Regions from separate parts of the Homo sapiens genome. Here regions 1 and 3 are each linked to region 2. The links are chromatin loops, found by intact Hi-C in ENCODE. Cell type or tissue: chondrocyte. All regions are shown on one strand. Region 1 overlaps RASA3 (RAS p21 protein activator 3). Region 2 holds the start of LOC124903221 (a long non-coding RNA gene). Region 3 overlaps RASA3 (RAS p21 protein activator 3).

Region 1 (8,000 bases), 91 kb after region 2:
CGTCGTTTTAGAGGTCCTGGCCCCAGGATGATGCCGTTTTAGAGGTCCTGGCCCCCAGGATGATGCCGTTTTAGAGGTCCTGGCCCCAGGATGATGCCGTTTTAGAGGTCCTGGCCTCCAGGATGATGCCGTTTTAGAGGTCCTGGCCCCAGGATGATGCCGTTTTAGAGGTCCTGGCCCCAGGATGATGCCGTTTTAGAGGTCCTGGCCCCAGGATGATGCCGTTTTAGAGGTCCTGGCCCCAGGATGACACTGTTTTAGAGGTCCTGGCCCCAGGATGATGCCGTTTTAGAGGTCCTGGCCCCCAGGATGATGCCGTTTTAGAGGTCCTGGCCCCAGGATGACGCCGTTTTAGAGGTCCTGGCCCCAGGATGACACTGTTTTAGAGGTCCTGGCCCCAGGATGATGCCGTTTTAGAGGTCCTGGCCCCAGGATGATGCCGTTTTAGAGGTCCTGGCCCCAGGATGACACTGTTTTAGAGGTCCTGGCCCCAGGATGATGCTGTTTTAGAGGTCCTGGCCCCCAGGATGATGCCGTTTTAGAGGTTGCCCCAGGATGATGCTGTTTTAGAAGTTCTGGCCCCCTTCCAGGATGACGCTGTTTTAGAGGTTCTGGGCCCCCAGGATGACGCTGTTTTAGAGGTCCTGGCTCCCAGATGACACTGTTTTAGGGGTCCTGGCTCCCAGATGACGCTGTTTTAGGGGTCCTGGCCCCCAGGATGATGCTGTTTTAGAGGTCTTAGCTCCCAGATGATGCTGTTTTAGGGGCCCTGGCCCCCAGGATGACACTGTTTTAGGGGTCCTGGCCCCCAGGATGACGCTGTTTTAGAGATCCTGGCTCCCAGATGACACTGTTTTAGGGGTCCTGGCTCCCAGATGATGCTGTTTTAGGGGTCCTGGCCCCCAGGATGACACTGTTTTAGGGGTCCTGCCCCCCGCCCCCCCGATGACGCTGCTTTAGATGTGCTGTCACACACTGCTGGCGTCCACGCTAAAGCACATGCTCACCTTAGAGGTGTTGTTTTGGGCTTTTGTGAATGGCCAGCGTGATTCAGCGTCACACCGAGGCAGAATGGCTGGTGTGGCCCTCCCTGCCTTCCGGTGAGGAAACCTCATCTCACAGCTTGAACTCAGGCCTCCTGCCTGACCCAGAGCTGTCTCGCCATTCGCCCAGGTGTCTGCGCTCCCTCCTGACGCCGCCTCTGCTTCTCTCCTCAGCATCGTCGAGTGCCAGGGCCTCCCCATCGTGAATGGGCAATGTGACCCCTACGCCACCGTGACGCTGGCAGGACCCTTCAGGCAAGTTGCCTCACGCTTCAGGTTTCTGTTCTGGTCCTGGGGGGCTAGGGTCCAGCTCTGAAATCACGAGACCACTGCCTCATTTGGGAGGAGTCAGGAGGTTGCGCTTTGAGGTAGAATGTGAATTTTTACTTCCTTTTGTTTTCTTTATTGCTCCAAAATTGCTTTGTAGAAAATGAAGCCTTCATGCTCTTCACGCTGGGTATTTTTGGCTGAGTAAAGGTTCCTGATTTGCATACCATCTGGAGTTGGAGACCAGCAGAAATATTTATAAAATAAATAAAGCCAATAAGTGACTTGTGCATTTGAGAGCTCGGTTTTACCACTGAGAGACTTGGAATCAGCAGTGTTGTTTTAATCCCAATCCTTTCTCACTTGATAACAGATCAGAAGCAAAGAAGACGAAAGTGAAGAGGAAGACCAACAATCCCCAGTTCGATGAAGTGTTTTATTTTGAGGTTGGTATCTTCATGGGTCAACGTTAAGTGGAAACTCTGCACCCGAGACACGTTGGCAGAAAGTCTGGATCCAGAATGATCTCAGTCTCTTCCCTCTGGAAGTTCCTTCCGGAGAGGAGCGAGCCCCGCCAGCCGGCCCTGGGTTCCTTCCGGAGAGGAGCGAGCCCCGCCGGCCGGCCCTGGGTTCCTTCCGGAGAGGAGCGAGCCCAGCCAGCCAGCCCTGGGGATTGGACCCGTGGCCACAGGACCTTCCCTCCTCTCCCAAGAGAGAAAGGTCATTCGTTGTCTCCCGAACTGGCCCAGATTTGAGTTAAAAGATGACAGATTAATGCTTTCCAAATTACCAGGACCTTGGGGGTTTTTGTTTTTTTGGCTGCTCTGCCCAAGCATCCCTGAGAGGCGGAAGGCTTGTTCCAGTGGAAATAGGCAGGGTTTTGAAACAAAGGGGAAAGGATTCAGACACAGAGATCCTCTCAGAACATGAAGCACCAAAATCCATGAAAAGGAGGGTGCAAGGGTGCACCTGGTGGAATGTGACCCCGTTTGGGATGGCTGCATCTCGTGGAGTGAGGACCTGCCATGTGGCCGGTGCGGTTTGGGGACAGCTGTGTGCAGGGCCTTTAGGCAGATGTTCTTCCCATCCACAAACATTCCGGTGCACAGGCCCTGGAGATGTGAGGATGGATGAGGCCTCTGTGGCAAGAGCATGGCCAGTCACATCTGAGGGGTCGGGCGGGCTCCCCTGAGCCATGATGGCTGAGTGGGGCTCGATGCATGCAGCTCTCAGGGGACCGTAGGAGAGTGGACCTACCGGTCAGTGGGTCCTGACTGAGTAGGACCCACTGGCACTGCTGAGGCTCGAAAGGGCCCCACAGGCAGAGGTGGGAACTTGGTGTCCAAAGCCAGGGCCAGGCTTTCAGGGCCACTGTGAGGAGGGCTTTAGAGGTGGAATCTGTTCTCTGTCTCAAACGGAAGCCTCACTTATAGACAGGCGGAGAAGATGGTTTTGCCAGAGCGAGGGAAGGCAGGGAGCTGCCAGGCTCCCAGGGGGAGGGTGGGCCCTGTTGGAGGTGCAGGAGGCATGCAGCATGGACCGAGTTCCAGGTGGCAGCTCCCCCCGCCTCGGCTGCTGGCTTGGCTGCCACACACAGAGCTGTCATACACACAGTGGGGTAGAGCTCGCCCACTGCCCGGCCACACACGGGTGCTCATCACGCTTGCAGTGTTCTCATGCTGTTTCTACTGTGTGCACTCCTGTTTCACTCTGTAAAGACGTGGGTCTCAGCCTACAGGAGCAATTTAGTGACCACAGACAGTCTGAAAACCATGGTCTGCGTCACCACCTGTGGGGCTCCAGGGAAGGCCCGGACCTCGCTGACCGCTGCTGTGTGGGACGCGCGGGGCCCTGCTCTTTGGGCTCTGTGACCTTTCACTCCGTCTCCTCCCCTTCCTTAGCAGACCTCTTTCACCAGGACTCTGTCTCTTTCGGCTTCAGCTGCTTCTGACCCAGCTGGAGGCTGAGCCCCGGGGAGGGAGCACATCCCCCGCGGGCTGTGGTCAGACAGCCACCTACTGGGAGCAGACCCAGGAAAACAGATGTTCCGTTTCTATGGGAAGCAGCGTCTGTACCATTTTCTTCCAGGATAACAACTAGACACATTAAGACCCTTTAACTCTCTAAATGAGATTAAATAATCTCATAAATTTGGTAGGAGCTGCCTTCATTCACTCAACACGTGTCAGGTGCCAGCACCGTGCTGGTGATCAGCTGGTGATAAGATGTGGCAGAAAACAGAGGAGTCCAAGGCCACCACACCAGGCCAGCATGGGAGGGATGCAAACAGACAAGCCCCTACAATAGCTCCCGACCTGCCCTGCAGAGAGGGCGTGAGGCAGGGGCACTGGGGGCTTCCTGGAGGAGGCATTGCCTGACCTGCCCTGCAGAGAGGGCATGAGGCAGGGGCACTGGGGGCTTCCTGGAGGAGGCATTGCCTGACCTGAGTTTTGTGAGATGGGGAAGTTGGGGGGAAGCAAATTTTTGGACAGTGGTGTGTAGGTCAGGAAGGAGGAGGCGTCAGCAGCCCTCAACCCGAAGCAGAGAACTGCCCCTGCGTGATCTTCACCTCAGTTTACCAATCAGGAAGTGCAAGCTCAGAGGTTAGGCAGTTTTAGCAACATGATTTTGGTGTCAAGCCTTACATCAGAACTTCGAGCTGAGAGCTCCTGAGCCAGCATCACTGCTGAGGCCCGGAGAAGGGGGGGCAGGGAGGGAGGCCGGGCAGGACGGAGCCCTTCTTGTAAACGCAGGTGACCTGGTGCACGGCTGATGGTGGTTAAATCGGAACTCCAGGTGATAACCACTGTCTCCTGGAGCCTGTGGGTCGGCCTCCTGCTCTGCTGCAAGGGCCCTGCTGGCTGGCGGGGGGCGGTCCCGGAGCCTCGACCCTTCACGCCTTCACTCCGTTTCTGTTCTAAGGAACCCACGGTGCGGAGGTGTCAGGAGGAAGGTAGCAGCGTCTTGACTTTCCACCGTCTGACCCTCCCTGGAGTGCTGGGGCCTGTTCGGGGCCGGCCAGGTTCAGGCTCCACAGACCTCACGCGTTTCACTTCCTGTTGGCAAATAGAGCCTTGAGGTGGGGCCACGGGAGGGCGGCGCTGGCTTCGTCTCCACGGCAGAGGGGACCCTCCCTCCCTCACGGGGTGGCAGGCCCAGAGCAGGCGCAGGTGACGGACATTTAGGTACCCAGAGCCCGGCACCCATCAGGAGCCACTGGGAGAGTCCGGCCGTGGCCGTGAACAGCCTTGGGGCAGGTCTCACCTGGGTCTGCCCCTCCAGGGGCGCCGTGAGTAGGAAATGCTGGCACTCAGGAAGCCAGGCCTGAATCCCGAATCCCGCCTGGCGCCTTCCTGGTTGTGGCCCTTGAGTGGTGTGTGGGTAAGCGCAGAGGGTAGGGCAGCCCGGGGCCTAGGTCCGCATATACCCCCGCCTGGTGGCACCGCGGTCTCAGCGCTTTCTCTCTCGTCTGACTCCAGGTGACCCGGCCCTGTAGCTACAGCAAGAAGTCCCACTTTGACTTTGAGGAGGAAGACGTGGACAAGCTCGAAATCAGGTGAGAAAACCAGGCTCCGCGTCCCCAACTTGGCAGTTTTCACCCAAACTCCTCAGCTCTTTTGTTCTTTGTTACTAAATATAGGGTCATAGATAGAAATGAATTTCCATTTTCTTGGTAATTTTCACAACAGGATGTTAGAAGTTGTAGTTGAAGTGACAGCCTGTGGGTGGTGTTAGGGCTCACCTTGCAATACCTGCGAAGAGGCGAAAGCCAGAGGTCCGCATCCCTCTGGCCGTAAGGCTTCATCCACCTGGAGTGACGGGGGCTGCAGCCGTTCTTAAGGTCTTGTTCTAAGCCCTCCGCCTTCCATGGGTTCAGGCCTCACTCAGAGGTCGCAGGGCCTGGCGGGTCAGCACGACGCCTGGCCCTGACCGAGCAGGACCCACTGGCACTGCTGAAACTCTCGGCTGGGTGGCCTCTGTGGAGACCCTGTCCCCTTTGACTCGAGTGAAACACTCTCACCTGGCGTCCTGGGTTCATGTTTCCTGTGTATGGTCATAGAAGCTGCATCTTCAGCCTTTGCCCATGGAGCCCCCACCGCCCTTTCCTGGCTCCTCAACGCCTCCCACGGGAAACGGGGAAATCGCTTGTGGGTTCACGCAGGTCAGGACGCGATCTCAGGCCCAGGATTTAGAGAGCCCCACGATCCCGCTGACTCAGAGTTCTGGGGAGGGCAGGCGTCAGAATGTGCCCTTCACAAACCCCGGCGGGTTCCCTCCTCCCAGTGAAAATAAGCTGGATTCCTGTTTATTTTTGAACGTAGCCTCTGTTCCTTCTGTACCAACGAATGCCTCCATTCCCTATGAAGAGGCAGATGAGCCTCCCCTGAAGCCCCCGAATCTTCCCATGCTGGACAGAGAAGGAAGGAAACGGCTCCCTCCTGACCCTCCCCAGCCGGCCCTGAGACCCCGAGCCTAGGATGCCCCCGAGCCTGGGATGCCCCCGAGCCTGGGATGTTCCCTGAGCCTGGGATGCCCCCAAGCCTGGGATGTTCCCCGAGCCTGGGATGTTCCCCGAGCCTGGGATGTCCCCGAGCCTGGGATGTCCCTGAGCCTGGGATGCACCTGCTTTCTTTAGGTCATTTTGGAGAATGTGCTGGCCATCAAATCCCTGGTCACCCTCCCTCCCAGGGGCTAACACTGCCCTGGGGGGACCCTTAATGGGACACGTGGAGCCGGTGCGTGGCTCAGGCCCTACGGCTGCTGGGAGGCGTGGTTTTGTGGTTGAGAACTGTAGGAATGTCCCTGATGTTATCGGTCAGATCCGTCCCCCATAGTTGTCTCCATCCTGAACCATAGAATGTCCCTGACGTGGTCAGTCAGATCCACCTCCTGAGGGGTCAGGGTCCTGAACCATAGAATGTCCCTGACGTGGTCGGTCAGATCTGCCTCCCCAGGGACTCACACCAGCCCCTTTTTCAAGAGAAGGAAGCGCCATTGTTGGTTTCTTTTTACACCAAGTTTTGAATTCAGGAGTGAAGTCCTAGTTATTAAATTTTTTAAAAGCACACAAAACATGTTTTAAATATTTCCCTTATTAAAGGCAAATGCGCCTGCCTGGCCACTCAGCACATTTTTTTAAAGTGTCCATGGGCAGATCAGCGGTCCCCTCATGTTCCTTCTGAAAGGAACGCGCTGTGGGTTCCTGTGCAGCCTGTCAGCCCTCCCCGGCCCAGATGCCAGTGCCTCTGTGGTGCCACTTCCCTGCAGGATTCGCAAGGGTAACAAAATCCCCAGCCTTCTGGAATCTTCTCCCTCCAGGGGGATGCCCCTGATGCCCACAGTGTGGTTAGGCCTGCCGAGTTTTAGCCCCCTGGGTAGGGCTGGCCACGTGTAACTGTGTGGTTTCAGGCCCGTGGGTAGGGCTGGCCACGCATGACTTCAGGTGTTTCAGGCCTATGAGTGGGTCCTGGCCATGAGGGACTGGGTTACCAGCCCTGTAGACTTGTTGCAGCCGGGGATGCTGTATGTCTGTCAGAATTTCACAGCCCCAGGTCTGAGGGGACACGTACCATCCCACACTAGGACAGAACATTAGTGGGAGCCGCTGCTGTGTTAGACATGAGCAGAAGCTTCACAATGCTGGGCCTGCGGTAGTCACGGAGATTCGTGGACCGTGCTGTGGTTTGTGGCCACAGTTCTCCCCCCGCTGTGGTGTGCATGGCCCCTGAATCCACTTTGTGCCCCTAGATCATGAGCAATCCATGGAGACAGGGTTCTACATTTGCCCGCCGTGCACAGACTGCTGGTGCTGGGCCTGTTGTGGGCAAAGGGGACAGATGGTGCTGGAGCTGAGAGTGGCAGCAGCCACATAGCTCCTGGGTGCACACAGCAACTCCTGGCTCCCTCCTGGCACAGAGCGACGCCTGGCTCCCTCCTGGCACAGAGCCTGGGGTCATGTAGCTCCTGGGTGCACGCAGCGACGCCCAGGCTCCCTCCTATGTAAGAGCCTGGGGTCATGTAGCTTCTGGGTGCACGCAGCGATGCCCAGGCTCCCTCCTATCTAAGAGCCTGGGTCTGAGTCCGGGCCCATGGCCTTCCGCCTTCCTCTGCCTGCCCATTACCACTGGGAGACACTCATCTTTATTCCAAAGCCACAGGCTGGTCTGACGTGTTTGAAACGTGCCCTGTGGGCTGAGCCTTGATGGAGACTCTGGGAGGCGCTGCAGGCTCCATTCTGCTCCTGGGGGAACAAAGCGTGGCCTGTCATCTTTGCTCCACACGGGCTGCCCGCCGTCAGCTAGAGCTGTCCTGATGCTGTTTTTCAGAGTTGACCTCTGGAATGCCAGTAACCTGAAGTTTGGAGATGAATTCCTGGGAGAACTAAGGATCCCGTTGAAAGTCCTGCGGCAGTCCAGCTCCTACGAGGCGTGGTAAGATGATGTTGCACCTGCAGACTTCCGCATCTCTGAGAGCCACAAAAACACGTGCTGCCTCTGAGTGGAAAGGCACAGAGGCCACATGTGCTGGTCCTCGGCTGTGCCCAGCACCCACCTGCTCTTACTTTGCATGTAGCTCTGACGAGCTCTGGCTTGATGAGTTTCTGCCCCACAGCAGGTGAGAAATGGCAGGTGAGGAGAGGCAGCAGGGATCACACTGAGCAGGGACTCACAATGGCTGGCACCTCAAAAC
Region 2 (8,000 bases):
GCCCTGATCGACGCCTGGCTGGAGAGAGGAGGGAGGGCCCTGATCGACGCCTGGCTGGAGAGGGGAGGGGGGCCCTGATCGACGCCTGGCTGGAGAGGGGAGGGGGGCCCTGATCGACGCCTGGCTGGCTGGAGAGAGGAGGGAGGGCCCTGATCGACGCCTGGCTGGAGAGAGGGAGGGGCCCTGACCGACGTCTGGCTGGAGAGAGGAGGGGGGGCCCTGATCGACGCCTGGCTGGAGAGAGGGAGGGGCCCTGATCGACGCCTGGCTGGAGAGAGGAGGGAGGGCCCTGATCGACGCCTGGCTGGAGAGGGGAGGGGGGCCCTGATCGACGCCTGGCTGGAGAGGGGAGGGGGGCCCTGATCGACGCCTGGCTGGAGAGAGGGAGGGGCCCTGATCGACGCCTGGCTGGAGAGAGGGAGGGGCCCTGACCGACGTCTGGCTGGAGAGAGGAGGGGGGGCCCTGATCGACGCCTGGCTGGAGAGAGGGAGGGGCCCTGATGGACGCCTGGCTGGAGAGAGGAGGGAGGGCCCTGATCGACGCCTGGCTGGAGAGGGGAGGGGGGCCCTGATCGACGCCTGGCTGGAGAGAGGGAGGGGCCCTGATCGACGCCTGGCTGGAGAGAAGGGGGGGACTTGATCGACGCCTGGCTGGAGAGAGGGAGGGGCCCTGATCGACGCCTGGCTGGAGAGGGGAGGGGGGCGCTGATCGACGCCTGGCTGGAGAGAGGGAGGGGGGGCCCTGATCGACGCCTGGCTGGAGAGAGGGAGGGGGGGCCCTGATCGACGCCTGGCTGGAGAGAAGGGGGGGACTTGATCGACGCCTGGCTGGAGAGAGGGAGGGGCCCTGATCGACGCCTGGCTGGAGAGAAGGTGAGGACTTGATCGACACCTGGCTGGAGAGAGGGAGGGGCCCTGATCGACGCCTGGCTGGAGAGGGGAGGGGGGCACTGATCGACGCCTGGCTGGAGAGGGGAGGGGGGCCCTGCTGGTTCTCTCGCTGCTGCTGGGGGATCCTGAGCGATCGGCCCCTCAGAGGCGTGAGCAGTTGTCTCCGGGACCTCCGTACCGCTTCCTGAATTCCCCAGCTGGTCCCATCCGTCTGGAATCAGTGGCATTCCTTTCTCTCTCCATCATTTCCTGCTCCATTTAGCGCTCCTCCAGTATTTAGAGAAAGAGTTTCTCAGCATTTGGACCCAAGAATGTGTTTATGGAAATGCTGAGTGAAAATGAAAGACTGGAAAGGAAAAAACACTTCTCACTACATTTTTGCTAAGTGCCTTTTTTTAAGTTTATTTTGCTTTATAAAGTGTATTTCTGTGTTTTCTTTAGGGAAGCCCTTTCTGCCCTCCATGTGCCCTTCCCAGGCCGGGGAAAAGAGCTGGGGTGGGTGGGTCAGGAGGAAAGCGGGGGGTGGAGAGGGAGGGGCAGGCAGCCAATTTCATCTCCAAATAAAAGCACTTTGATTTCTTCCCACCAGATCACGATTCATTGTCATGGGTGACCATTTAGTTCTGTGCTCCCCTGGTTTCCTTCTGGGGGACCCCACGGTGGCACCCACACCCCTGTCGCTGCCCACACCCAAGGCTTCCCTCTGGGTAGCTGCACTGGAACCAGCGGGTTTTATGAACACAAGAATGCTGGTGTTTTTCAGGCAGGATACAGCTGCTGACTTTCAGCAGAGAAGGCCAGGCAGTGGGCTAGCCTGGTCTGGTTAATAATTCATCATAGATTTGTGGATGGTCACACGGAGTGTGCGGAGCTCAAAAGCTGCCACTTGCTTAGACGCTAGTCCAGATTTTAGTGTAATGCCTGTGGCTTAAAAGTGGCGGTGACATCGGTTTTCAAATAAAATATTTCAGAAATATTTGGGACATTTCTATGCATCTAATCAGAAAGTTGTGAGGCTTGTAAAAATGTGCCATGCATTCTTAACTGGTGTGTTTATTAGGATTTGGGGCTAGAGTTGGGATGTGATAGAGTCAGTGTGAGATGGATGACTTTTTGAGGTCACCCACCAAAAGGCAACAACGGCAAGGCAAAAGCTTTTAGTTTTACTTGATGTGTTAATTACAAATATTAGTTAGAGTAAAGTGATTTTTCAGAAGCTTCCCCACCCACTAAAATGTCCTCCCACAGGCACTTGGCTGGGGGGTTTGAGTCACACAGGCGGGGGTGGGCCTGAGTTTGCCCCCCTGGGGTTCCCAGGAGGCAGCTGCAGTCGTCGGGAGCCATGAACTGGGGCTGTCCCAGGATATAAGGGAAATATTGGCTGTGCCTTCCAAGTTATTATAGAGTAAGGGATAAATAAGACAAACCCATGAACGTGGCCACGTATTTATGAGACTCATAATGAGAATTTTCAGCCTCCTTGCAGAGGTGAGCTACTATTGTGCTCGGGAAGATTAAGGCACTTCTAAACGGCTGTTCCCGTGCACTCACGGACACTTGGTGTGCACACGTGCACACGGCAACATCCACATGTGCACACAGGTGCGTGTGCATGCACCCCTCACACGTGCACCCCTCACACACATGCTTACAGGTGTGTGTGCATGCACCCCTCACACACGTGCACCCCTCACACACGTGCTCACCCACAGATGTGCATACAGGAGCATTGCATGCACCCCTCACACACGTGCACCCCTCACACACATGCACCCCTCACACACGTGCTCTCCTCACACACGTGCTCTCACACACGTGCATCCCTCACACACGTGCTCTCCTCACACACATGCATCCCTCACACACGTGCACCCCTCACACACATGCACCCCTCACACACGTGCATCCCTCACACACGTGCACCCCTCACACACATGCACCCCTCAGACACGTGCACCCCTCACACACGTGCTCACCCACAGATGTGCATACAGAAGCATTGCATGCACCCCTCACACACGTGCTCCCCTCACACATGTGCACCCCTCACGCACATGCTCACCCACAGATGTGCACCCCTCACGCACGTGCTCACCCACAGATGTGCACCCCTCACGCACGTGCTCACCCACAGATGTGCATACAGGAGCATTGCATGCACCCCTCACAGACGTGCTCCCCTCACACACGTGCTCCCCTCACACACGTGCACCCCTCACACACGTGCTCTCCTCACACACATGCATCTGTCACACACGTGCACCCCTCACACACGTGCTCTCCTCACACACATGCACCCCTCACACACGTGCATCCCTCACACACGTGCACCCCTCACACACATGCACCCCTCACACACGTGCACCCCTCACACACGTGCTCTCCTCACACACATGCATCTGTCACACACGTGCACCCCTCACACACGTGCTCTCCTCACACACATGCATCCCTCACACACGTGCTCTCCTCACACACATGCATCCCTCACACACGTGCACCCCCACACACATGCACCCCTCACACACGTGCACCCCTCTCACACGTGCACCCCTCACACACGTGCACCCCTCACACATGTGCATCCCTCACACACGTGCTCCCCTCACACACGTGCACCCCTCACACACGTGCTCCCCTCACACACGTGCTCACCCCTCACACACGTGCACCCCTCACACACGTGCACCCCTCATACATGTGCACCCCTCACACACGTGCACACCCACACTGATGCACCCCTCACACACGTGCTCTCTTCACACACATGCACCCCTCACACACGTGCACCCTTCACACACGTGCACCCCTCACACACGTGCACCCCTCACACACGTGCTCACCCACACTGATGCAGAGGATTCTCCAAACCTGCAGGCTCCATGTGAATAGTGGAAACTGTATTTGCAGAGTTAATTTTTCATTAAGCAAAATTATTAGGCTGCCATTGAATAACTTTTTTCAAATAACTTTATTTAAAGTGATAAAAACTTTTATCATTACAAATAAATTAAGCATTAACTCAGTAGTGTTTTGCCTCTTCTAAGGGTTCGTGTGCCGTAAGGTGCAGTTTTCCCTCACGTTTTAATGGCTCTGACGGGCGCCGCTCAGTCACCAGTTTCCCCTTTCCCAGTGGCTTGGAACAGCGGTCTGTCCTACGCTGGAGTCTTTCGGATTCCTCAGAATGCGGCATGTTTATGAAAAAGCATTCATAGGGAGGGGTAGGGATGGGGGTCTCTAGGTTAATAGTGAGGACGGTATTTCTATTTTATGTATGTGTGTTTCAGAGTTGCAAATCACCTCAGATAAAATAGGGCCCCTTAGACAAGACAGCAGGCCTGGCCCGAGGGGAGGGGTGTCTGTGATGACCTTCTCAAGGCCAAAAACTTCAGGACCAGCAGGATTCCTCCAGAGAATGTTTTCTTGAAGAGCGTTAGCTGCGCGTTGCAAGGCTGGCCGAGAGGGCACAGGCCCACAGGGGACCCGGGGTTCCGCCCCTGCGCTGCTGCCAGGCTCTGGCTGTGTGACCTGTCACCCTCCAGGCCTCAACATCCACACTCATGTCAGCAGGGTGATGACAACTTCCCAGGGACCCCAGAACGTCACCCGCCTCAACTGCAGACGCCTCTGAGCACATGTCCCATTCACAGAGCGTTTGGGTTTCTTCTTTAAGCCTGCTGGTTATGACAGAAAGTAAAATATTAACCAAGAAGAATAATCTCACATTTAAATACAGCTTCACACAAACACATACATCTGTAGCAACGTCGTTACAGGAGACTGAGAAGGCGTGGGGGCTCCTCATCATTCCAGGCTGTGCTTTTCCCTTGAGAAGCAATAGAGGTAGGAGACTGCGGCTGTTTCTGACCTCTGGACCGGTTAGAGAGCGTTTGTAGGGTAAAAACATACACAGGAGGCTGTGTGTTATGAGAGGAGCCACCAAATCGGCAGGCGACAGCGAGGGGGACACGAGGCCTGCAGAGGGCGTGGACATGACCAGCTGCTTCGAGGCCTGCACTCTGCCTCCGACGGCTTTATCTCTAGGGCATGAGTCTCTTGCGACAGGAAGTGAGTATTAATGAATCAGTTAACCATTTTCTAAACTGGGAAGTTGTCTTGTGACCAGTCTTCACGCAGGCAGGCACCTCCCCCGCGTGCCCGACACTAACCCAAGCCTTATGTTTTGTGGGACACGTGGCCTCGCCCGGGCCAAGGGTCGGTGTGACTGTCCAGCCTCTGTGTCACCAAGGTGGGGTGTTCATCTATTGAACTCACATCCTCACCAGCCGTCCCAGCCAGGAGACACTCGGGAAAACTGCTACCGCACGGCGGCACAGGGACCGTAAACATGTTACCGCTGGACATAATGGAAGCTGCCGATGACACCACACACAAAGCCCCCCATGGGTTCCAAGTATTTTTACACGGCCAGACCTGGCCCTGTGCCTTGTTCAGCGGCCTCTCTGTGGAGAAGCCTTCTCCTGCCGGGACCTGCAGCATCTCACAGCTGGGGGTGGGGCTGGGGAACCTGCAGCATCTCACAGCTGGGGGTGGGGCTGGGGAACCTGCAGCATCTCACAGCTGGGGGTGGGGCTGGGGAACCTGCAGCATCTCACAGCTGGGGGTGGGGCTGGGGGTGCTTTCACCCACGGCCAGGGGTCGTGCCCGGGAATTTCCCAGCTTACCAGCTTAGCACCCCCGCGTCGTCCCTGGAGCTGGGAGCTATGGGTCTTTCCACTGTTGGTCACGACTCTGCCCTGTCCCTGCACATGAGGGCGGGTGGTTGAAAAATCAAAGCCAAGTAAGCTTTGGAGGGAGCGTGTTTAACCTGCCCTCGGGTTTACACTGAAACCCTGCCCACATGTTATCAAGGGTTACCCATAAACAAAGGTCGGCGAAGGATGAAGAAAAACAAGTTGCTTTTACGAGTCAATTAAATATGTGATAGTGCTCAACTCATTTTGGCCTGTGTGGTTTAAAGACCAGACGAGAATATGCTGTTATTTAAGTAAAGGTAAAATGAGGGTCTGGGCCCATTTTGCACCATTTAGCAAGTGAATGGGTAGCTTTTGTGGTCAGACCTCACTTTGGCTGACAGAGCTAGGAAATGTGCAAGGAGCATTTGCTGATTAGTTCATCTCCCTCCATCCATCCGTGTCCCCGTTCCTTCACCCCTCTGCGTGCCAGGTCAAGATATCCCAGAGAATGTTTCTAGAGGAGTTCTGGACTCAAGTCTAATAAAGGAAACCCCAGGAAATCCAGAACAGAAAGTTAGCGTGTGACAGGAGGAAATTCGTTTTGCACTCCGCAGCTGAATTTGCGGTTGCCTTTCTAACGTCACATGGGCTGTGCTGAGGATAGGCCAGGTCTCTCTCCCCTGCACGGACATCGCAGACGCTCACCGTGGTGGGGTGGATTGATGGACATGGTGAGAGCTGCATGGACATTGCAGATACTACAGACATCGCAGACACTACAGACATCGCAGACACTTGCTGTGGTGGGTGGATTGATGGATGCGGTGTGAGCTATACGGACATCACTCGCCATGGTGGGTGGACTGATGGACGCGGTGTGAGCTGTACGGACATCACTCGCCATGGTGGGTGGACTGATGGACGCGGTGTGAGCTGTACGGACATCACTCGCCATGGTGGGTGGACTGATGGACGCGGTGTGAGCTGTACGGACATCACTCGCCATGGTGGGTGGACTGATGGACGCGGTGTGAGCTGTACGGACATCACTCGCCATGGTGGGTGGACTGATGGACGCGGTGTGAGCTGTACGGACATCACTCGCCATGGTGGGTGGACTGATGGACGCGGTGTGAGCTGTACGGACATCACTCGCCATGGTGGGTGGACTGATGGACGCGGTGTGAGCTGTACGGACATCACTCGCCATGGTGGGTGGACTGATGGACGCGGTGTGAGCTGTACGGACATCACTCGCCGTGGTGGGTGGATTGATGGATGCGGTGTGAGCTGTACGGACATCACTCGCCGTGGTGGGTGGATTGGTGGACACAATGTGAGCCAGCCAGTCTCTGATGGCAACTGTTTTACATTCCCGGGTAGCATTTGTCCCCTCTGGTTTTCTCATTGGCATCTTTCTCTCTTTTTAAGAAATTCGTCAGAAGCAACATGGTTCTTCCCAGTGAGTGTAGCAGAGGTCTGCTTGACATTTTAGATACATTTCTCCAATTCTCCTTCCGTTCCTTGCCAGCCACTATGTGCTGTGCTGAGCTCAAGCCACAGGTGCATCTGCCCAAGTGCAGGGCCCTGTCGGGAAGAGCCGTCTGAGGCCCCCAGTCTCCATGGAAGGAGGTGCCTGTGAGAGACGATGTGCCAGGAGGAGGCCGGTGTGGCTGAGCAGACAAACTTACATTCAGAGAAGCCTCATCCGTGGAAACAGCCCAGGAGGTACAGCAGCTGTTGGGCTCTGGACTTGGCATGTGGCTTATGGCCGAGCATCCCCTTAGGATCATCCCAGCCCTCCAGCTCCTGCCCCCAAGTCGGGAAAGGCTTCCCGTGCATGGCAGGGCCTCCACGGGCTCTGGAGTCCTGGTCGGCCTCTGCTGGGATGGGCTGGGCCTTTCTCTGAGCCCCCAGGCCTTTAGTGCCTCCTAGTCCCACCCTCCAGCCCTCCCTGAGCTAAGCACCTTCCCAGCCCCCTGCTGGCCTCTCATTCACTCTCTGAACGGCGAGTGTTGCTTTTTTGCTGAGGATTCTCTTGGAAACCCTTTGAGCTGAGAGATGAGCCCACAGCGGTGCCTCTGCCTCAGATGTTGGTGTACCCTGCGGCCCCACGGGGAGTGGACGCTGGCAGTCGGGGCACCTTGGCTGTGGGAAAGGAGGACCACGCTGGCCACACAGGCCTGAGTGTGTGGGACCAGGGCAAGCAGGGAGAGCTGGCATACCCCCACCCCATTCTCCAGTTACCAACCCTTAACCCGGGGCTCTCCTAGCGGGGTCCCCATACCTGCAGCACCAGCATCCCCGGGCACGCGTGTGAAGTGCTCGAGGCAGGCCGCACCCCTACAGAGCTGGGGCTGGCGATCTCTTTCCACCGGCCCTGCAGAGAGTTCCCGTCCGGCTGAAATCTGA
Region 3 (8,000 bases), 52 kb after region 2:
ACGTGGCTGACCTCTCCCCAAACCCTCATCCACGCAGACAGTCCTGGCTCAGGGAGGCTCTGCCTCAGGGTTCTGGGTCTGACCCTACCCCCTGCCACTGGGGTTGAGGCTGGGCAAAGCCCTCTGCCCCACGCGGAGCCCTGGCCCCCCCTTTCTGTGGAGTTGCTCCTGCGTCCTTTGCAGGGTTCATTTGCATGCCCATCTCGGGGAGAAGGGGCCGTGGCCACAACAGGAAGAAACTGCAGGCGTGGCTGGTTTCTGTGCCCCCTCCACCCAGAGGTGCCACGGCCTGAACTCCTGCTCCGAAAGCTGGTTATGCGTTAGGTTACAAAGCTGTGTCTGTAGGAAAAGTTCTTTTGTTTAAAAAATCATGAGCACCCCCAAAATGATCTGGATACGCAGACAAAAACGTCAATGTGATGTGATTTCTGAGAAGTGGAATTATGGGGGAGTTCTTGTTCTTTTGTTTGTGTGTTTTATGTACAATTAGAAGTTACAAGTCAAGGAACAGATAGATCTTCTAGAGCTGAGCGAGGAGAGCTGGGTCTTCCCAGGCAGACGAGGACATCAGACATCACCAGGGACCCTCACTTGGCAGCCCTGAGGGGCAGGCTCTGAGCTCTTCTGGGTGGAAGCCCGTCCCGTCCTGTGTGCACGCAGTGGGTGTTTGTTAAAGACAGGGAGGTTTCTTTCTGTTCATACTGCAAGATGTAAATCACCCCCAAAATAGTACTTTTGTGTAGTAGAAATGACTAAACCAAGAAATGTCTCCACAGCTCCAAAGTTTTTCGGGAGGGGAGAAGTTATTTGGGGTTAGAAACTGAAAGGGGCAGGAGGAAGTTGGTGGTTTGGGAGACAGACGGTTCATTCTCTCAGATGCTTTTAATAAAAACCAAGTTGCTGACTTAGGAAACACCGACTTTGACATTAGGCGACTCATGAAAAGTCACATTTCCCATGAACATTTATTTTCACTCTCAAGTTAGAGCTTAAACAAAAACCTGCTTGACACGACTGGAGGCTTCTTGAAGCCCAGAATATCCCAGAACTGCTGGAGTAGGGGACCCATCCTCAGCCCCAGAGTACCCCAGGTGGGGGCCCATCCTCAGCCCCGGGGTGTCCGCAGGTGGGGGCCCATCCTCAGCCCCAGAAGTGCCCCAGGTGGGGGGCCCGTCCTCAGCCCCAGAGTACCGCAGGTGGGGGCCCATCCTCAGCTCCAGAGTGCCCCAGGTGGGGGGCCCGTCCTCAGCCCCAGAGTGCCCCAGCTGGGGGGCCCATCCTCAGCCCAGGTTGGGGGGCCTGTCCTCAGCCCAGGTCAGGGGGCCAGTCCTCAGCCCAGGTCAGGGGGCCCGTCCTCAGCCCAGGTTGGGGGGCCCGTCCTCAGCCCAGGTAGGGGGGCCTGTCCTCAGCCCAGGTGGGGAGGCCCGTCCTCAGCCCAGGTTGGGCCCATCCTCAGCCCAGGTGGGGGCCCATCCTCAGCCCCAGAGCACCCCAGGCCAGGGATCTGTTCTCTCAGTCCTGGAATGCTGGCCCCAAATCTCCCAGCAGGTCAGAGCCCCTGGTCCTGTCTGTATGACCCCCAAGCCCGGCCCAGCATCTCCATCTCCACCTGCATGTGTGTGTCCTTCCGTGTCATGCTGGCTCACAGGAGCGCACCTGTGTCAGAATGATGCAGGGGGTTCTCTCAGCCGCACAGGAACTCAGCCGGCGGAGAGCATGAGGTTGCTCGTATTCTGTGAGTACTGAGTGTCTACTGCACATGGCAGGCTGCCCCAGGCCCAGGCCTGGAAGGGACTCATCGGCCGCCTGTGCCTGCAGGAGCCTCCTGGCCCTGAGCTGTGGCTGGGCCACTGCAGGGAGAGGCTGGGCCTGTCACGAGGGGGCCGCACCGAGGATCCCATGAGGAGCAAAGGCCAGGTCCCCCCTTCTCCCTCCTGCCCGGGCCTCCTCTCGCCCGGCCGCCTCCCGCTCCTCGGCCGCTGGCCCTCTCTCCTGCCCCTGGCACCTCCCTGGAGAGCCCCTTTTCCCACCAGGGCCTCACTGAGGGTTTGGGGTTTGAGGTGTCTCAGCTGCTGCAGGGGACCCGGTGTCTGGTTGTGCCTCCTCCTGAGAGTCACTGCTGCAGTCACACATCGTGGCCGGGCCCTAAAGACCCAGCCGATTTTCATTTGTTTGTAAGGATGGTGGTTCTTTTTTGGGGGGTATGGGGTGGGAGAGAGGAAAGAGCCTCATGTGCAGGAGAGGCGGGAGCCGAGGCCACAGTGTCCCGGGGTGCTGCGTGCAGTGGTGTGTGGCGTGTGGTGTGTGGCGTGCCTGGCGACCACAGAGCCCATGAGCCGAGGGGCAGCTCCTCGGTGCCCCTGAACAGATGGGGAGACTGAGGCTCGGGGAGGTGAGGTGGCTCACCACGGCCGCTGCAGCTGTGAGTCTCAGCCCAGCCCGCCTGCTTTCCTCACTGAGTCTTTGGGTTCCGTTTGAAGACTCACAGCTCTATTTGCCAACATTTCAAAATAACCCCACCCATCTTGAACCACAGGAGGCTGCAACCCAGTGTGTGTGGGGCTTCCGCTGAGACCTGCCGTGCTGGGTGGTGAGTGGGCTGTGAGCTGACCACGGACCCCTGCCCTCCAGCCTCTGACCTCTGGGAGCCAGGGCTGTGTGACCCTGCAGTGCTGGGTGGCGGGTGGGCTATGAGCTGACCGCGGACCCCCATTCTCCAGCCTGCGGTCTGTGGGAGCCAGGGCTGTGTGGCCCTGCACTGGCCATGTGCTTCTGATGGGTGTGTTTTGCCTCCTGTCCTTTGCGGAGATGGAGCATTTTCCCTGGCCAAGTTGCCCCTTCTCTGTGGGGCGCCTCTGAGGATGAGTCAGGCAGTGACTCAGGACCGCAGAGCTCAGCCCAGAGGCTGGCTTGGGAGCCCCAGGGCTGCTTCGCAGACCCGGTTTGGGGTTTGGTTCCTCTTCACGCAGCCTTTACCCTCTACCCCGAGGCTGGGGCAGCCCTGGCAGCTCCCGGCTCCCCCCAGCGTTTGGGAAATGGGCCCCGAGCCTGCGGCAGAGCACAGAGCTGGGAAACCAGGTTTATTTTCTTATGATCACGTGATGGGAGCAGCCGCAGGCGGGATGGGGCAGCGCCAGCCTTGCGCAGATGCTGGGAAGTGACTCAGGGAGGAGAAGGCGGGGGTTTCTCTGCTGGTCCCAGCTGAGCCCCTGCTCCAGGCTCCAGGAGGAGGAGGAATTCAGTTCAGATGGTTTCCCCTCATCAGAGCCACTACTTAAAGGTCAACTCTGTTTTCTGCAAGAGGTTTTTTCTTTTTTCCCCGTGAAAGTTTGCTTGATTCTGTGAAACTTCATTTGCACTTCTTCCAGAAATGACTGAGGGAAAGGAGACTTTGCCAGGGTCTCTGCCTCAGAGGGAGAGGCTGCTGCGTGCGTTAATTTCCTTAGGCCACATGGCAGGATTTCAGGCGAGCCTGGTCCTCTCAGGCCGCACTTTTTCTTTATTTGGAAAGAGAGTTCCAGAGCCCTCGGGCGGTGAGTGGGGGCCGCCTGGGCCAGGCATTCATCCCGCATCTGACTGCTGCTGACCTCGGCTGGAGACAAAGCCGGCCTGTCCAAGAGATACCCCGAGGTTAAGCTGCTGATGGGAAGGGGGGCACCTGGTGGCTGTGTGGCCCCTTTGAGTCCATCAGAAAGAAGAGATTGTCCGGCACAGGCCACCGAACAGGATGGGGGATGGGAGGAATGCCCTAGCGTTCAGCCGGTTTCATTTTTCTTTTGGAATACGCTTCAAACTCTGCTGCCCAGGAAGGAGAAAGCACAAACCTTCCTGCTGATGAAAGAAAATGGGTGCCCCCACCATGAGACCCACGGACAGCGGGGGGCTGTCCGTGGGCCTGGGCTTTGCACCTGGGAGTGTTGGTGCTGTGTGGAGGGAACTGACCCTGTCCTCAGGCTGAGCCTGGAGTCCCCACAACAGCATAGGGGGGAAAGCTGCTGTCCTCAGACTCCGCGTGGCCTCCAGTGATGGTGCTGTGGCCACTTCCTGCCGGGTGCTCACCGTGGGTTCTGGGTGGGGCTGGGAGGACATGGGGCGTAGGCCATTCTGCCCACGAGGTGACGTGATCGAGGTGGACGTGGCTGGCCTCGCAGCCTCTGCTCCTGCAGGTCCTGGGACGCTGTGTCCATCTGCTGGAGCTCATTTCAGAGTTGGCTGATCACAGGTCCATAGTCACCCACTGGTGACAAATTTAACAAATTTGTGGGGGTTTTTTTAGTTCAAAAAAGATCCTCCTTAAATGTTGTGAAATAATATGTCTTTTAAGTTGCAACACACATTCAGAAGTTCCCGGAGGGTTAAATCCTGAGCATGAAAAGATGGTCATTCTAATAGAAAACAGGCCCAGAGCATTTCAAGAAAAAATGAGATTTAAAACTGCTCATAAAAAGATGGACATTCCACCTCACCAATGAGCCAGACATTTAAAATTTAAGCAGGTTTTTGCCACCGGTTTAGCAAACTGTAGAAATATTTATAAGACGGCGTATGCTGGGGGTGGACACTGGTCCAGACTCCCTGGAGGGTTCTGTGGCTTTGTGTTTCAAAGGCCTCAGGACAGTGCACATCCTTGGAGGAATTTATCCCACGGGGACAATCAGCCACTGCACAGATCTGCGTTCCCAGGGTGCTCACCCCTGCTGCTCCCACCACACAGCGTGCACATGGCAGGGGGACCTGGCACTGCTGTCCACGCACACACGTGCCGTCTGACCCCAGCGTTTTATCAGCTCTTTGGAAAGTGGCCCATGGCCTGATGTGAAAGGAAAAAGCTGACTCTGTCACAGGGAACATAACCTCACTTTTATTTAAAAAATTTATCCGTATTTCCATTCGTATCTTCTATATTTATAACATAAATATTTACTATTATTGTTAATATATTTGTATTATAATATAATGAGTCATTATAGTATGAATATACTTATATTTGTATTATAAATATTGTATTTATGTTATAAATGTAATACAAATATATTTATATTTTGTATATTTTAAACCTATAACATTTATATATTTTATTCTATTTTATATTTTTGGAGAAAAAACTCCAGGAGGATGTTTCCTGGAATGTTAATTCCAGATTTCACTTTCTGATTTTTTTACGTATTTAAAATTTTGTTTCTTTAAAAATAGCTTTATTGAGGTATAATTCAAGCACCGTACAATTCACCCATTTTGAAATGTACAATTCAGTGGTTTTTAGTATATTTGCAGAGTTGTGCAACAATTGCCACAGCCAATTTTAGAACATTTTCATCTCCCTAAAACGACACTCGCGCCCTGTAATCCTCCAGTTTCCGGCCTGCAGCCTCTCCTGGGGCGGCAGACACGGGTCCCCGTTCTGTCGCCGGCTGTGCCTCTCTTGGGCATTTCGTGTCAGTGGAAGCGTCTGGCCCATGGCCTCTGTGTGCGTGGCCTGTTGGTTGGCACCACATTGTGGATGCTGTGGTGTGGGGCCAGGGTCCAGGCGTCCTTCCTCTCCAGGGCTGAGCACCGTTCTGCTGTTGCTCCCTCAGCAGCCGAGGCCCACCTGCCTTGTTTCCACTGTCTGGCTGTCATGACTGAGGCTGTGAGCACGCATGTCTGAGTCTGCGTGCGAACGTGGGCTGTGAGCACGCGTGTCCGAGTCTGCATGCGGACGTGGGCTGTGAGCACGCGTGTCCGAGTCTGCATGCGGACGTGGGCTGTGAGCACGCGTGTCTGAGTCTGCGTGCGGACGTGGGCTGTGAGCACGCGTGTCCGAGTCTGCGTGCGGACGTGGGCTGTGATGTCTATTGCTGCACACCTGGGGGTGGAACCACTGTGTCCCGTGGCGACTGTGTGTTGAACGTCGGAGGAACCGCCAGCCTGTTTTCCGTGGCGGCTGTGGCCACTTGACCTTTGCACAAGTTGTGTGTTTGGATTCGCATCTCCACCTCCCTACCCTTGTTACTGTCTCTTTGATCACAGCCATCCCGGTGGGTCTGATTTTCTTTGTACAATGCGAGCCCCCCCTCAATGAATTTTTGCTTAAAAAAAAGCAATTTGTTGTTTTTAATTGAAATGAAAGGAAGCATTCTTTCCTATGCATGTGTTTTTTTTAAAGCAAACAAAATTAAAATCATAAGTAAGTAAAAAAAAAACCCACAGGAAAATTCTAAAAACTTGCACATAAATGGAATTACGAATCAACTCATCGTGGAAAATCGTGTCTTGCTGGATGTAGGTTATAGATGTAAGGTTAGGCACAGTGGAAAGGGAGATGGAACCTGCAGACCCCAGACGTGGACATGGTCCAGGACGGCGTCAGTCCGACCCCCGCCTTTTCTGCCCACCGTGGGATCTGGAGCCCCCTGCCCACCATGTCCCCTGAGCTGGCTTGACCTTGCCGTCCTCCCCGCCCAACCCCTGCGCCGTGTGCTCTGTGCAGACACGTCCCCTGTTGAGTCTGAGATGGAGTTACCACCGCAAGCACAGGTGACGGCTGAATCCCACTGCCGCCTCCGTGGATAGGGCACCAGAAACCCTCTGGAGAGAAGGCAGCCTGCCACGCTTTGTAATGAGCAGTTCGCTTAAGGATCGTGTTAGACTCCATGGCTAGTATAGATTTCAAAGCTCGTATTTCTTTCTTTCTTTTTCTTTTTTTTTTTTTTTTGAGACAGAGTCTTGCTTTGTCGCCCAGGCTGGAGTGCAGTGGTGCGATCTCGGTTCACTGCAACCTCCGCCTCCCAGGTTCAAGTGATTCTCCTGCCTCAGCCTCCTGAGTAGCTGGGATTACAGGCGCCTGCCGCCATGCCCAGTAATTTTTTTTTTTTTTGTATTTTTAGTAGAGACGGCGTTTCACCATGTTGGCCAGGATGCTCTCAATCTCTTGACCTCATGATCCACCCACCTTGGCCTCCCAAAGGGCTCCTGTTTCATAACCCATCACCCTTAAAGAGCCGTTCTCTGAGGTGGGCCTGGGCGCCTGGGGTTTTTAGAAACCTTTTCAGGCAACCGTAGTTTGCGGTTCTAAGAGGAAAAACATCAAGAGACCTGAAGAACCCAAGCCCCACGCATCAAGGCAGCGTCCCCGGCCATGGCGGAGGGAGCCCCGCGCATCGAGGCAGCGTCCCCGGCCGTGGCGGGGGTGGAGAAGGGAGAACTGAGTTGGGTTTTGGTGTGGCTATTTCTGTGGTATTCCCTCGAAATATTTGCCACTGAAAAAATGAAAAAACTCTAAGTGCTTTTAAGTGAGTAATTTCTGTGCGAGGTCTCGGGAAGAAGAAATGTCTCTGTGTGCAGTGCCCAGGCTCCATCTGCCGGCTGTGGGGGCTCCGTCTGCCGGCTGTGGGGGGCTCCGTCTGCCGGCTGTGGGGGGCTCCATCTGCCGGCTGTGGGGGGCTCCGTCTGCCGGCTGTGGGGGCTCCGTCTGCCGGCTTTGGAGGCCCCGTCTCCCGGCTGTGGAGGTGGCAGAGCCTGGCTGGGGTCTTCCCGAGGGCCCAGCCTCCTGCTCTTCACAGGGAGCCTCAGGGAAGGTGAGGCCTCTGCCTCCCTTTCAAGCCACTGGACTTGAGCTGACCACTGATAACACTGCAGCTCCACCGCGGGCGAGCGCAGCGCTGGGGGACAGTCCTGGCCTGAGCTCCGGGCGTGCGCGGCTCCAGCTGCGTCCTGCCCGCCTCTCGCCTCACTGGAAGCAGAGCGGAACGGGGCGTGTCCGGTCCTGGCCCTTCGCGTCCCCGCAGGCCCGTCACCTCCTGCAGGAGCCCCTCTGGCTTCCCGGCAGTCTTGGCTCTGCCAGAACTGAATTCCTGTCGTCCCCATGAGGACAACCAGGATTTGCTCGGCACCGTGGCCTCTCGGGCTGACCGCTGCACCTTGCTTGCAGAAAGCCCCACCTGTGGAGGCTTGGGTGACCTTCCCTTCCTGGTCCACTGTGCCAGGTCTGGGCAGCTCCTGGCTGCTGACCTGAGACAGGT

The links. Hi-C counts contacts between places; a loop is a spot of excess contacts. Peaks named below come from ENCODE experiments on the same cell type or tissue, not always from the same donor. Only the 100,000 strongest peaks of a DNase experiment are listed, where the experiment ranks them.
Region 1: it touches region 2 in a loop (2.4-fold over the local background); 6 of 110 quality-filtered maps call a loop at or near these places.
Region 3: a loop joins it to region 2, with 2.4 times the contacts of the local background. A loop is called at or near these places in 42 of 110 quality-filtered maps.

The regions. Positions count from the first base shown.
Region 1 is chr13:114,021,145-114,029,144 of GRCh38, reverse strand. RASA3 (RAS p21 protein activator 3) reads left to right here. Exons shown (of 24, transcript NM_007368.4): 6 at 1,218-1,298; 7 at 1,684-1,756; 8 at 4,790-4,866; 9 at 7,637-7,741. Among named protein-coding and RNA genes, the nearest start is that of C13orf46, 51 kb to the right of the region's middle. RefSeq lists an enhancer at 4,042-4,881. In chondrocyte, a CTCF peak has its summit at 3,302 (motif pointing left); no DNase peak of the experiment used is centred here.
Region 2 is chr13:114,112,466-114,120,465 of GRCh38, reverse strand. All of the region lies in intron 1 of RASA3 (RAS p21 protein activator 3), which reads left to right. LOC124903221 (a long non-coding RNA gene) reads right to left here and starts at 4,901. Exons shown (of 2, transcript XR_007063883.1): 1 at 4,646-4,901; 2 at 3,844-4,565. RefSeq lists a silencer at 652-993 and enhancers at 1,827-2,778, 2,779-3,731, 4,770-5,634, 5,858-7,057, 7,263-7,858. In chondrocyte, CTCF peaks have their summits at 4,846 (motif pointing right), 7,373 and 7,573 (motif pointing left); DNase peaks (open chromatin) are centred at 2,915, 5,185, 7,465 and 7,795.
Region 3 is chr13:114,060,371-114,068,370 of GRCh38, reverse strand. All of the region lies in intron 2 of RASA3 (RAS p21 protein activator 3), which reads left to right. Among named protein-coding and RNA genes, the nearest start is that of RASA3-IT1, 45 kb to the left of the region's middle. RefSeq lists enhancers at 213-392, 473-562, 663-722, 873-932, 1,533-1,662 and 3 more and silencers at 1,203-1,322, 1,993-2,062. In chondrocyte, a CTCF peak has its summit at 3,004; DNase peaks (open chromatin) are centred at 2,040, 2,960, 3,520, 4,070 and 2 weaker places.